Regions from separate parts of the Homo sapiens genome. Here region 2 is linked to region 1. Evidence: chromatin contacts called from ENCODE Hi-C or POLR2A ChIA-PET data. All regions are on one chromosome and are shown on one strand. Each heading gives the region's core, a stretch centred on a gene start or an enhancer-like site at or near the end of the contact. The rest is flanking DNA. Distances are from core to core; before and after follow the strand shown.

Region 1 (5,600 bases), core at 849-3,348:
CACATCTAACTGACCAAATTGCAACCAGAAAGATTTGGTGGGAACCCCATAAAAGTCTGTTCTCATGACAAAGTTCATTCTAAGTCCACAGGTCAGAAAATCAAGCAAGTTGCAATTACCTTTCTCCCACCCACCCCACTTCAGGGAAATCCTGTTCCTACACATCCTTCACCAGATGCAGGGTGTAGGGCTGCCCCTGTCCTGCACCAAAAGAATCAGACTCAGATATGACTCTGATGTTAGAATTATCAGAAAGAAAATTTAAGTAGTAATGATTAATATATTAAAGTGTCCAGTGCAAAAGGGGGATAGCATGGATGAACATATAAGGGTATTGACAGAGAGATGGAGACCATAAAAAGGGACCAAATGGAAATGCTGGAGATGAAAAACACAGTGAAAGACTAATAACTTTGTTATTCTCAGTAGCAGACGTGACTGTGCTGAGGAAGTAGGGTACTTGAAGACAAGTCAGTAGAAATTGCCCCAACTGAAGCACAAAGGAAAAAAAGTGAAAACCAAGACAAAACAAAAATAAACTCAGAGCAGACTATCCAAGAGCTGTGGGACAATATCAAACTAACAGTGATGTAATTGGAATCCCAGTCAGAAAACAGGCAAGGAGACTGAAGAATATTTGAAGAGATGACGAATAGAGTGAACATTTTATCCACAGTGAAGGAATGAAAGGCTTTGCACTCTTTGTTAACCTGGGCCTACATTTGCAGTCTGATTCTTTGTTTCATTAATCTGATCTACTTGGACAAACTTACCTTTCTAATTCAAGTTTTAGAACATGATATATTCATTTATTCCATTTAAAATACATATGAAGTATCTAGTTACTTTCTGAATTGATTGTATGGTCTAAATGAGGACCAGACTAGCTAGTCTCTAGTGCTGCGGTCAGGGAAAAGAGTAGGACTTTAGAAAGAAGATAGCCATGGCTCTAAATTCTGGCCCTGCTGTTTAATGTCTATGTCATATCTGAGCACAGCAGTACCTAGTTTATGAGGCTGTTGAGAGGATTACGGTAAAGTAATTGTTCTGACTGTGAAATACTTGGTTTGGAGTGGTCCCAGGCCTTCCCACGTTTCCTTCCTGTTTTCCAGGTGATGATGAACTGGTTGTCAGGGTAGAGAGGTACTAAGGTAAAGTGTTGCATGGCACATAGTTGGCACTCAGCAAATGTCAGTGCACCTCCTATACCCTAACTAAACCTGGACTCACCCCCAAATCATAATTGTTGCCAGATGCATCCCCGAGGGCAAAGCTGATTTCCTCTTTGTTATGATTGACGTGGGGGATGGATGGAGCCAGAAGAGAGAAGGTCTCCAAGTGAGTCAGAGCCTGGATGGGCTATGCTGCCTGTCTCATTTCCCAGGAATTACAGACTTTGTCATCCTTCCTTCTAGCTTCTCTCAGCACCTAGAGACCCAGGGTTTTAGCCCAAAGCAACATATGAGGCAGTACCTGCCCCGTCAGAGGGGATAGTGCTCTCTTCTAATTTCTCTGCCCCCAAACAGCCACATGCCTGTTTGATTTTCTGTGAACACACATACAAAAGATTATAGTATAAGACATTTATAAATTGACCTTTCAAAAGTAGTTGAATTGGCAAAATTTGATAGTTAACTGGTGATAGGGGCTGACAGATATGGAAAGGTTTCTACATTATTCTCTGTACTTTTGGAGTCCTTGGTGGCTTACCTGTGCTGTCTATATTAATTGTACCTTTGACAGGAGAGTGACCTTATAATATATTAATATATTCTTGCCATTCATTTTAGAGAGATGATTAAACTTGACCAGTTCACCAAATATCCTGTATCAACATTCTGACAGGATTTGACTAATTACAGTGAATTACAATGTAAAAAGATATCCAGCCTAGAGTATTTTAAATGTTTATTCTGCATTTATTTGGACTTTTTGGAGTTATTTTATTGATAGTATATGGGACAGGTGAGTTTTTTTTTGGTCTGAGTGAACTTGAGAAGCATATAGGCATATTTGACTTTTTATAGTGTTTACAGAGAGCAATACAGCCACAGTGTTTGTGGTTATGTACTGAACCACTTGAAAGCACAGCTGTTGGGCAGAGTGGTAGCTCGCTAGCTGTTTGAGTTAGATACACCACATCTTACTATAATAAATAGTAAATATTTAGAGGCTAAAAACCATATCTTACATTATGGGAGAATAGAATAGAACTAATTATTGGGACTTCTGGGGGCTCTTGGCAATTTGGATTAGTTTTTGCTTTGTCCACCAGATCACTTCATTAAAAACGATGTAAGTACTTCTCAAGGAAGGTATTTAAGGGTAAGTGGATAATAAGAACTATTTATTTTCTTAATTGGCATCTAAAGAGGGATGCAGGGGAGTCCCAGGGTGCCCTGGGCGGCAGGATGGGATGCGGGGTGTGGTGGGATGTGGGTTGCGGTGTTGGGGAATGGAGCGGGTGAGAGCGTGTGCATATGCATGTGTGCAGGATGCTGACCGAATGTGAAAGTGAAGGCTCGATTCAGATGTCTTCAGCTAAAATAAAACATTTCAACTAAGCTGATAAAATCATGAATGAGGTATTCATGAGGAGATGTTAGTGTAGAAAAATCTCCAGAGTGGCACTTTTTAAAGAGTAAAGATGGAACAGTATTTATCATGTAGCTTGCCCAGCAGGTTTATGTTGGAGCTGGGATTAGGACCCAGGTAATTGGCACTTCTTGCCTGATGCCCCAAGACACTTCCCGATCAAGTTCATGGCATTGTACCAGGTATTAGGGGATGGTGGTACAATTCCAGTCTCTTGCCCTCTGGGAGATTATAGTCATGTAATATGCAGCTAGACCAGTGTTTTCTTTCTTTCTTTTTTTTTTTTGAGAGGAAACTTGCCCACCTCATTGAATCTTCTGTGGAAAACTAAAATATAAAATAGATGAAAGTCAGAGCTGCTCTGACTATGTGTGTATACATGTGGGGGTCCCAAGTCTTACCACCCCAGCCTCCTCCTCATAGCTCCTTCTCCTTCTTGGGTGATAGGGCTCTAGGGAACAGCTGGGAAGTTTGTGATCTATCCTCAGGCTCCTATGTTGGAAGGGACTGTGAGGCACAGGGATGGGAATGTGCAGAGAGAGGGCTCTGTGGGGCTTATTGCCTGCCTGGTGTTTCCACCGGGCAGGGGTTTGATGAAGATGACATGTCCTCCCAGTGCAGCATCTATTTCCTTCAGTGACGGGGGAGCAGGGGTATTAGAATAACTAATGGTGGCACAGCTTTTTTCCAGGCTTGTTGGACTTTTCTTGTAGAATTTCATTTATTTATTCATTGGTTTAATTATTTATTCATTAATTTGTGAGATATTTACTGAGTTCTTGTTCTGAGACAGATGCTGAACTAACATACTCTGGGGGAGGGGACCAATAGGCTAGCCTGAAAACTGCCTTCCTTGAGGGCTTCCTGAACAGATTTTGACAACCATTCTGAAGAGGGCAGGTGAACCAGCTCTCAACATAGACACCACTGGCCAACCCGTGTTGCCAACTCTTTCTGGACATTGAAGGCTCCTGGCTTTTCTTCACCAACATTAGAAACACACAACTGCAAGTGAACTGTATCTTGGCGGAAGAGCTCAGGTCAAACTGTTGTATTTTTGGATCGAATGCTGGCTTTATTCTAGCACGAGGAAGACTTTGGGTGTGAATGAATTTAGAGTAAGGATGGCAAGAACATCAGAGAGCCCCAAAATGTCTATTGCTATTTTCACAGGCTCTAGATGCTATTTCAAAAAGCTAAGTATGTACAGCATGGCAGATATTGAGGAAATTAATGTACATCTTTTTTGCTTAAAAAACTTCATGTTGTGGCCTGTAATAGTTCATTTGCTTATTTTTATTTTTAAATTTTTTGCAGGATTCTTTTTATTAAAGTAAGACTTATACAAATGGAATTTACCATTTTAACCATTTTTAAGTGTACAGTTTGATGGCATTAAGTCCATTTACATTGTTGGGCAACCGTTGCTACCAGCCATCTCCAGAGCTTTTTTCATCTTCCAAAATTGAAACTGTATACTCATTAAACAATAACTCTCCATTCCCCACTCTCTCAGCCCCTGGAAACTACCCTTCTTTCTGTCTCTGTAAATTTGACTACTCTAGGTACCTCATATAAGTAGAATTATACAGACAGTATTTGTTCTTTTGAGACTGGCTTATTTCACTTAGCATAATATCCTCAAGGCTCACCTATGTAATAGAATATGCCATATTTCCTTTTTATGGCTGAATAATATTCCATTATATGTACAGACCACACTTTATCCATTCATGCATTGATAGACATTTGGGTTGCTTCCATCTTTTGTTTACTGTGCATAAAGCTACTCTTAGCAGGGGAATATGAATATTTATCTGTTTAAGTCCCTGCTTTTAATTCTCTTGAGTATATACCCAGGAGGGGAATTGCTGGATCATATGCTAATTCAATTTAAATTTTTTTGCTGAACTACCATACTGTTTTCCACAGTGGCTGCACAATTTACATTCCCACTCAACAGTGGGCAAGGGTTCTGATCTGTCTACATCTTCCCCAATACTTGTCACTTTCTTTCTTTTAATTATAGTCATCTTAATGAGTGTAGAGTGAATGAACAACTTTTGAACAAAAACAATGCATTCATCTTTCTACAATGTTAATTATAAAACAATTTAATACAACTCTTAGGTACCTATTCTAAGTTTCACATGAGTGTTATACTAACTGACTTCTTTCTAAAACTTGGACAATTAAAGTCTGTTCTCAAAGCAAATAGAAAAATGGTAGTATAGTAATATGATGAAATATTATACAGTTATTTCACCTGATTCTCTTGTGCCATGACCACACAACCTCAGGACTTCCCATTCATATGCTTGCTATCCAGTCACTTCCAACTGTAAGCACCTGCAAATCTTTGCCAATGAGCTTTCTCTGAGTGTCAAAGCCCTCTGAGCCCCTTCGCAGAGCAGCCTTAAAATGCTGAGGATTAAAACCCCCTGGAAGCATCTCTCAGCCATTTGCCGATGGGAGTTAGTGAATAAATACCCCAGCTGCTTCACCCCTTGGTTGGGTTAACTCTAGGGTGTGTTCCACACTGTCTCCCGGGGTCCCCAGTGGGGATTGAGCCCTGGTGACTCACAGTGGTAACTTGCCCAATAACATATCCTTCACTGGTTTCCTCATTTTTCCCAGTTTTCTGCAAGTATTTCTTGGGATTACCTCCTAAAAGAACTATTTGTACTCACATCCATGTCTCAGCACCTGCTTTTTGGAGGGACCCAACCCAAGACAGTTGTTATGATGATGACCATGTGGACTTTTTTGTTACATGGTAAAGAGTTTATAAAAGAATGCTAAATTTAAAAAAGACTACATCTAGATTAAAATTACGTTTATGTGAAAATAAGCTTCAGAACTGACTATACATTTATGTAAACTGGTTTTATTTTCAATGGAGGCATTTTATGTGTGTTTTCCTGGTGAAGTTATTTACGTATTATAACAGAAATGAGTTTCCTTGAGCATTTCAAGGCTTTGATCATCGTTGTATATACATTTGA
Region 2 (5,795 bases), core at 3,258-5,757, 38 kb after region 1:
GTCTATCTTTATGAAGTCCACCTCAGATCTTTTAATTGTATTTGTTTGTTTACATGTAACTATTTCTTTGCTACTTGGAAAAGCTACCAAAGTAGATTGCAGTAAAAACACACATACTCATGCATATAGATTAATAAAGATTAATAAAAGTTACAAAGAGCACAGAAACATACAGAAAAAGGAAGACATGATTGTTTCAGATTTGAAAATGGCAAATGCCTGTGGTAGAGTGGGTTTGCTTATGGCAGAGCTGTGACTGCCTGGAATGACCACTTTTTGGTTTCTACCAAAAGAGTTTATTTTTATTTATTTTGGGAATTCCAGCTCTATTTGTTGAAAAGTTTGCCTATTGCAAAATCAGGACCGGGTGGAAATTTCTCATAGGATGTGGACTGGATTTCCTAGGATTGATTTGAATTCAAATTCAACATACCCACTAAACCCAAAACTTTGTAGGAGAAGGATGACATAAAAATCTTCAGGATGAATGCTCTAACAGAAAGGTGGGCACGTGCCTAAATGACTCACACAAAGAAGGCTATGAGGTACAAATGAGAGGTATGGAGGGTGGATTCTCACTAAGGGAGGGATGCTGAAAAAATGTCTGGGTTTCTTTCGTCTTTTACTAATTTACTCGGCTAGTTATTGCCTTTGAAATGTTTTGGTTATTTTTGTCTCCACTGGGACATGTTAAGACCAAAAACAACCCAAGCAGACCATTATTCCTTCTGACCTTTCAATTTCTAGATATCCTTCAACTGTAATCTGTGCTACTCAGGTCAAATTTTCTGCCCACAGGGTACCTGGAATTACTTGAGTTCTGGGATGCCACCTCCTTAGCTAAACTGAAGTCTGAATTCACACAAAGAGGAAGTAATAATGCCAGTGTTTTTCAGTTGCACAGCACAGGATTTCCCCAAATGCAGTCTTCAGACTTGCTTCAGAATCACCTGGAGGTGTTGGTTTAAAATGTGGTTTCCGGAGTCCCACCCTGAGCTTTCCTGGAAGAGATTCATATATGGAGCAGAACTACAGTGCGGCTTATAGTGGGTCTGCTGAAGACATCTGTAAACATTGTCTCCATTGAGCCTAACAATAACCTTTTTCAAGGCTGGTAAAGCTGACGGGCTGTGTATTCCTTACCAGTAAAAGATTGTTCTCTGACTGGTCCAAGGTGACACACCTCATAAATAGGGGAATCAGGACCCAAATTTGGCTTTTGGTGACTCCCAGTCCAGTGCTCTTTCCTCAATCCCTCTTTGAACCCCGTGCCAACCCCCTTCAAGCCTCTTCTTTTCTCTGCCAGCGCGCCTGGACACTCAACAGTGGTTCTGCTTAGACCCGCCCCTTGAGGTCTGGCAGCAAAGGCAGGGTCCCTATGTCTTGGAGATTTCTCTTGCCTAAGAGAGAGGGAGAAGAACTTGGCTGTCAGAGAGGGAGGTCTTCCCAGTCTTATCTCGTCAACATCAGATTAGTTCCTTGGTTATTACCATGGAAGGCACAGATAATTGTATAACAATACTCGATAACATCTATTAAGTTCTTTGTGTTCTGTGCTAAGCATTTTACAAAGCTTCCCTCATTTAAACCGCACAACAGCGTGGTGAGATAGGTATTATGACAATCCCCATTTTATAGATGAAGAAATTGAGGTTCAGGTAAACGAATAAACTTGAGGACCTTTGCCTCCAGGAGGCAAATTCGGGCAGGATTAAAGCTCAGTTGGCTTGAATCTAGAGCCTGAACATTGAACCATTTTGTTCCAGGAGCCTTGAGCATTTGAGATGGAGTGAGGCCATGTGGAAGGGGCTGTGGAAGGTTCCATCTAACAACTTGCTAGGCAGGTTGGGGCAGGAGGAAGTGCTCTGTGAGAGGGGCCTGGGAGAGAATCAGGAGAACAGGGTACAACAGCTGGTGAGAGTTTTGCTTCTGGTAAGTTAAAATGCTGAAAATAAGTTTGTACAGGACATTTTTTATCAATTTCCTTTTATATTTGACATGGCAACTAATAAAGGGGCCAGAATATTGAGGGAGGAGATGTGTGGATGGCTGGTGAGAAGGGAGCACTCCCAGGTTTGGCCCTCTTCAAAATTTTGCTGAGAGAGAGGCTTGGGGCAAACTATTCCCACAGGATACTGGGGAGTACATTTGTGGGAAGCCACCATTGAGCTATTTTGTAAATATTTTGAATTTCATAAAGCTTAATATTTTTCCAACCACCGATCTGCCTACTTTTTACACCCAAGTGTCCTGTAGAGGAAATTTGATCTACATATTTTGCAGTTCTTTATACCCCAGCCATTTAAAATGATATTTAGCAATAGTTTGTTTTAAGAAAAAAAAAACAAAACACAAAAAACTCCAAGACCTCTCTCCAGTCTTTTGTCAATAATCTCTTTCCCCAATTTGGGAATCCGCTTCTCGTGAGTTAAATCCACTTGACAAAATTTAAAATTCAACTTAGTGATATTATTTAATTTCCTATAACACTTTATGGCTAGTGAAGCACTTTTTCATACACCATGTTTCAGGCCTAGCCAAAGAAAGAAAGAAAGAAAGAAAGATCTTTCAGTGTATTTCTTTCTTTCCATCCAAAGTTTGTTGAACATTTAGAAGTCAAGCTCTGTGTCTGGGGAGGTTATAGACCATTTGAATGTGTATTATGAGCATATTTGAAGATGTGCATATTTTGCATCAAATGAACATTCGCTGACAGTTCCCCACTCTGTCTCTCTGATCTCGAGGGGGCAAATGCCCTGGAGAAGAGAGAAGTGATGGGGATGAGAGTGTGATTTCTATGAGGGCAAGAACCCTGTGTAAATGAAGTAACCATATTAAATTGGAAATCAGTGGCTTGCTATTTAGAGATAGCAGAAGATCTCCCAGTTTGCAGGCTTCAAAACTTCCAATTTGTGATCAAACAGTTCCATTTAAATGGGGTAATCAGACAAAACCCCCAAAGCATAGAAAAGCAAATCAATTCAATTGTTCTGTTTAGATATAGACAATGCCTGGAGAGCAAACCATTACAGCTAAGAGAGATCTTTAAGTGAAAGAAAAGGAGAAGGCTCCATTTCAGCTTATTAGGTAAGAAACATAAGGAAACATATATACAAACAAAAAACAAAACCAAAAACCCAAGCAAACAAACAAAACAACAAATACCAAATTAGTTTTCTACTGGCATTTCCTTTTGTGATGGTTGCAGCATCCCAAGAGGGGTTTTGTGCTTTATTAGCTGAAGTAAGAGAATCCTAGGCTGAAATGGACTTTGGAAGGTTTTACTCTGTCTTCAGAAAAGCTTTCATTCTAAGTATCCTAGAAAATAACTCTCTCATTATCTTTCTCTTTCTAGAAGTCATCAATAACTTGTTTTTTTCCACCTAGGAAAGTTGTAAGTGGTGAGTAGCTACTGTTAGGTAGCTACTGTTAGGAGTGGCAAAGTAGGCTTCTCATGCGTATAATACTAATGATAATAGCTGCAATTTTTTTGTGCTTACTAAATGTGCCAAGCATGCTAAAATACTTAAACAGATACTATTTAATTCTCAAAACCCACAAAGCAGGTATGATATGATTATTACCCCTTTGTAAAATGGGGAAGCTCAGAGCACAGAGCAAGCTCAGGTTGTCTGATTTCCTTTTGAGCAGTGTGATCTAACAAGGTCAAGAGTACTGCTGCTTCAAGTATTACTGTTGCTGTGTTCCCTGCATTATACAGAGGACTTGAATTTGTCTAATGTCTTGCCTGGGAAAAGCAGCTCAGTTCTCTCTGAAAAGGAAAACCCAAGACAGAAAGCGTGGATGTGGAAGAAGGTAAATAAACGCCACCAGTTGGTCAGTAACCACAGAAGCTAACAGTAGATCAAATTCTCATTCAGGAGAGGTAAGCTTCTCTTGTACCTATAATAACTTTCAGAAAAAACACATGTCTGGAAAAGTGTGGAGGACTCACCGATATTGGCAGTGGGCTGCTGTCAGCACCCACTGTGGATCAATCAGAACACCTCCACAAACGTGATGTCCGCCATACTGGATGGAGGCCATAAATGGCCTGGAATGAGGTGACACTTCTTTCCCTCCAATAATTTCCATATTGAAACCTACAAAAGTAGACCAAAAGGTTTCACACAAAAGATCTAAACTACTGTTTCATGTAATTCTTCCAATGACAGTCACTATATTATTTTCAAAGCTTAAAAAACAACAATAACCCTACCTAAAAGCTACAATAATTTTACTGATGAAAAATTTGTATAATACATTACAGTTCAGAAAGATAGGAATGATTGTGAAAATAATTTTCATCTATAATATAACAATATAGTCAGTAGAAATTCATTTAATGTTTACATGTAGATATAGGAGATACTTACACACATGAGTCATATAAGCCCCAACTATTAGGAAAAACAGAGAAAAGGAAGAAAACTTAGTCATTTTAAAGATTTAGATTTAAGAAGCCCAGATGAAATGTGTTGATCCTGTGATGAAGGAAGAAGATTCTGAAGACTGAGTTTTGTTCTTGTAAGTTTTGACTTTCTCACCACAGGTGCTCTAGGGGTAAGATTTTTTTTCACACCTAGGTGTAAACGTTATGTATCAGTTTGGGGACTTTCAGGTCTGTGCTTTTAGCACTTTTTTGTTTTGTTTTGTTTTGAGACGGAGTCTCTCTCTGTCGCCCAGGCTGGAGTGCAGTGGCGCGATCTCGGCTCACTGCAAGCTCTGCCTCCTGGGTTCACGCCATTCTCCTGCCTCAGCCTCCCGAGTAGCTGGGACTACAGGCGCCCACCACCACATCCGGCTAATTGCTTTTAGCACTTTTTTGGGAGAGGTATGTATGCCATAAAGAACTCATATCTGGAGATACCATCTCTAATACCTGTATCAGAGTACTTATGCTATAAAGAAAATTTATACTATATGTGTATATAATATTTATAAATGAAAAATATCCATGCCATAAGAATGTAATGAAGTTGCAGACAGAGTTCAAAGATGTCCATTGCTCTCAAGCAATACTTACTATTTTTCCTGGCACAAAATGGTGCCTATCATATTTCATTCTTCTCTCTTTTTCATTTGGACATAGATTTATGATGAAGAGAGACATGGACCTTGCACAGATTATGGTTACTTCACAATGTGGCTTAGCTAAAGCCTGAGCACCAACCAGAGAAAACCATATGTTTTGCAGCAAACATCCCTACTCATGTCGTTTCTCTAAGTTTGCCCAAATTTGGTTAAATTTTAGTTACATTTTTGTGAGATTTCATAATGTTGTTAAAGGTGAACATTGGCAACTATTTTTGATTCAGAGTCTCTCTTTTACTCATTTTTAATTGAAAATGGCCATGTGTTTTTCCAGGGACTTAATAATAATGTCTTTTAAAAATAAAGGACTGCATTTTGTAATTCTTCCCAGGAACAGATGACAATGCATTGCCAGGCCTTCAATACAAAAGGTATTAGACTCAAGATTCTACAAGATTCTGTTTGTGCCAGACACTGATCAGCAGTGCAAATATAAAATGAATACAAACAGATCACGCATCAGAATGCCAATCACTTCCTAGTAACACTGATCAAAATTTGCATTAAATCAACAGATCTTTCTTTTAAGAGGTATGCATTTTATCTTCCATTCATTTTAGAAAGGAGAATTAAAATCCAGAGCTATTATGCTCGGCAGATTGCAAGAGACTCCTTTCAAATTGTTTTCTAGCACAAAGAGTAGGAATAATAAAAAATAATACTATAATTATGTATTATTCATTATAACTTAATAATATATA

The links. A loop is a pair of places that touch in the nucleus more often than their neighbours do. ChIA-PET counts read pairs that join two places held with the same protein, here RNA polymerase II (POLR2A). Pooled maps may share reads with other maps.
Region 2: a loop to region 1 is called in a map of natural killer cell, with 2.9 times the contacts of the local background. The contact joins the promoter of GZMK here to the enhancer-like site in region 1. A Hi-C loop is called at or near these places in 6 of 168 maps with a recorded cell type or tissue (CD4-positive, alpha-beta T cell, CD4-positive, alpha-beta memory T cell, CD8-positive, alpha-beta T cell and 2 more) and 11 of 50 pooled maps. POLR2A ChIA-PET finds 5 or more read pairs at or near these places in 19 of 52 experiments (CD4-positive, alpha-beta T cell, CD4-positive, alpha-beta memory T cell, CD8-positive, alpha-beta T cell and 12 more).

What each region holds. Positions count from the first base shown.
Region 1 is chr5:55,059,094-55,064,693 of GRCh38, reverse strand. No RefSeq gene overlaps it. Among named protein-coding and RNA genes, the nearest start is that of GZMK, 38 kb to the right of the region's middle. Within about 2 kb of position 2,098, at least 3 of the 41 ENCODE cell types and tissues checked have a DNase peak (open chromatin) inside an H3K27ac peak, as active enhancers do; they include CD8-positive, alpha-beta T cell and natural killer cell, where a contact is called at or near this core.
Region 2 is chr5:55,022,968-55,028,762 of GRCh38, reverse strand. It overlaps GZMK (granzyme K), which reads right to left and starts at 4,507. Exons shown (of 5, transcript NM_002104.3): 1 at 4,377-4,507; 2 at 3,956-4,103. The coding sequence starts at 4,440. LOC102467081 (a long non-coding RNA gene) reads left to right here and starts at 4,594. Exons shown (of 3, transcript NR_104662.1): 1 at 4,594-4,834.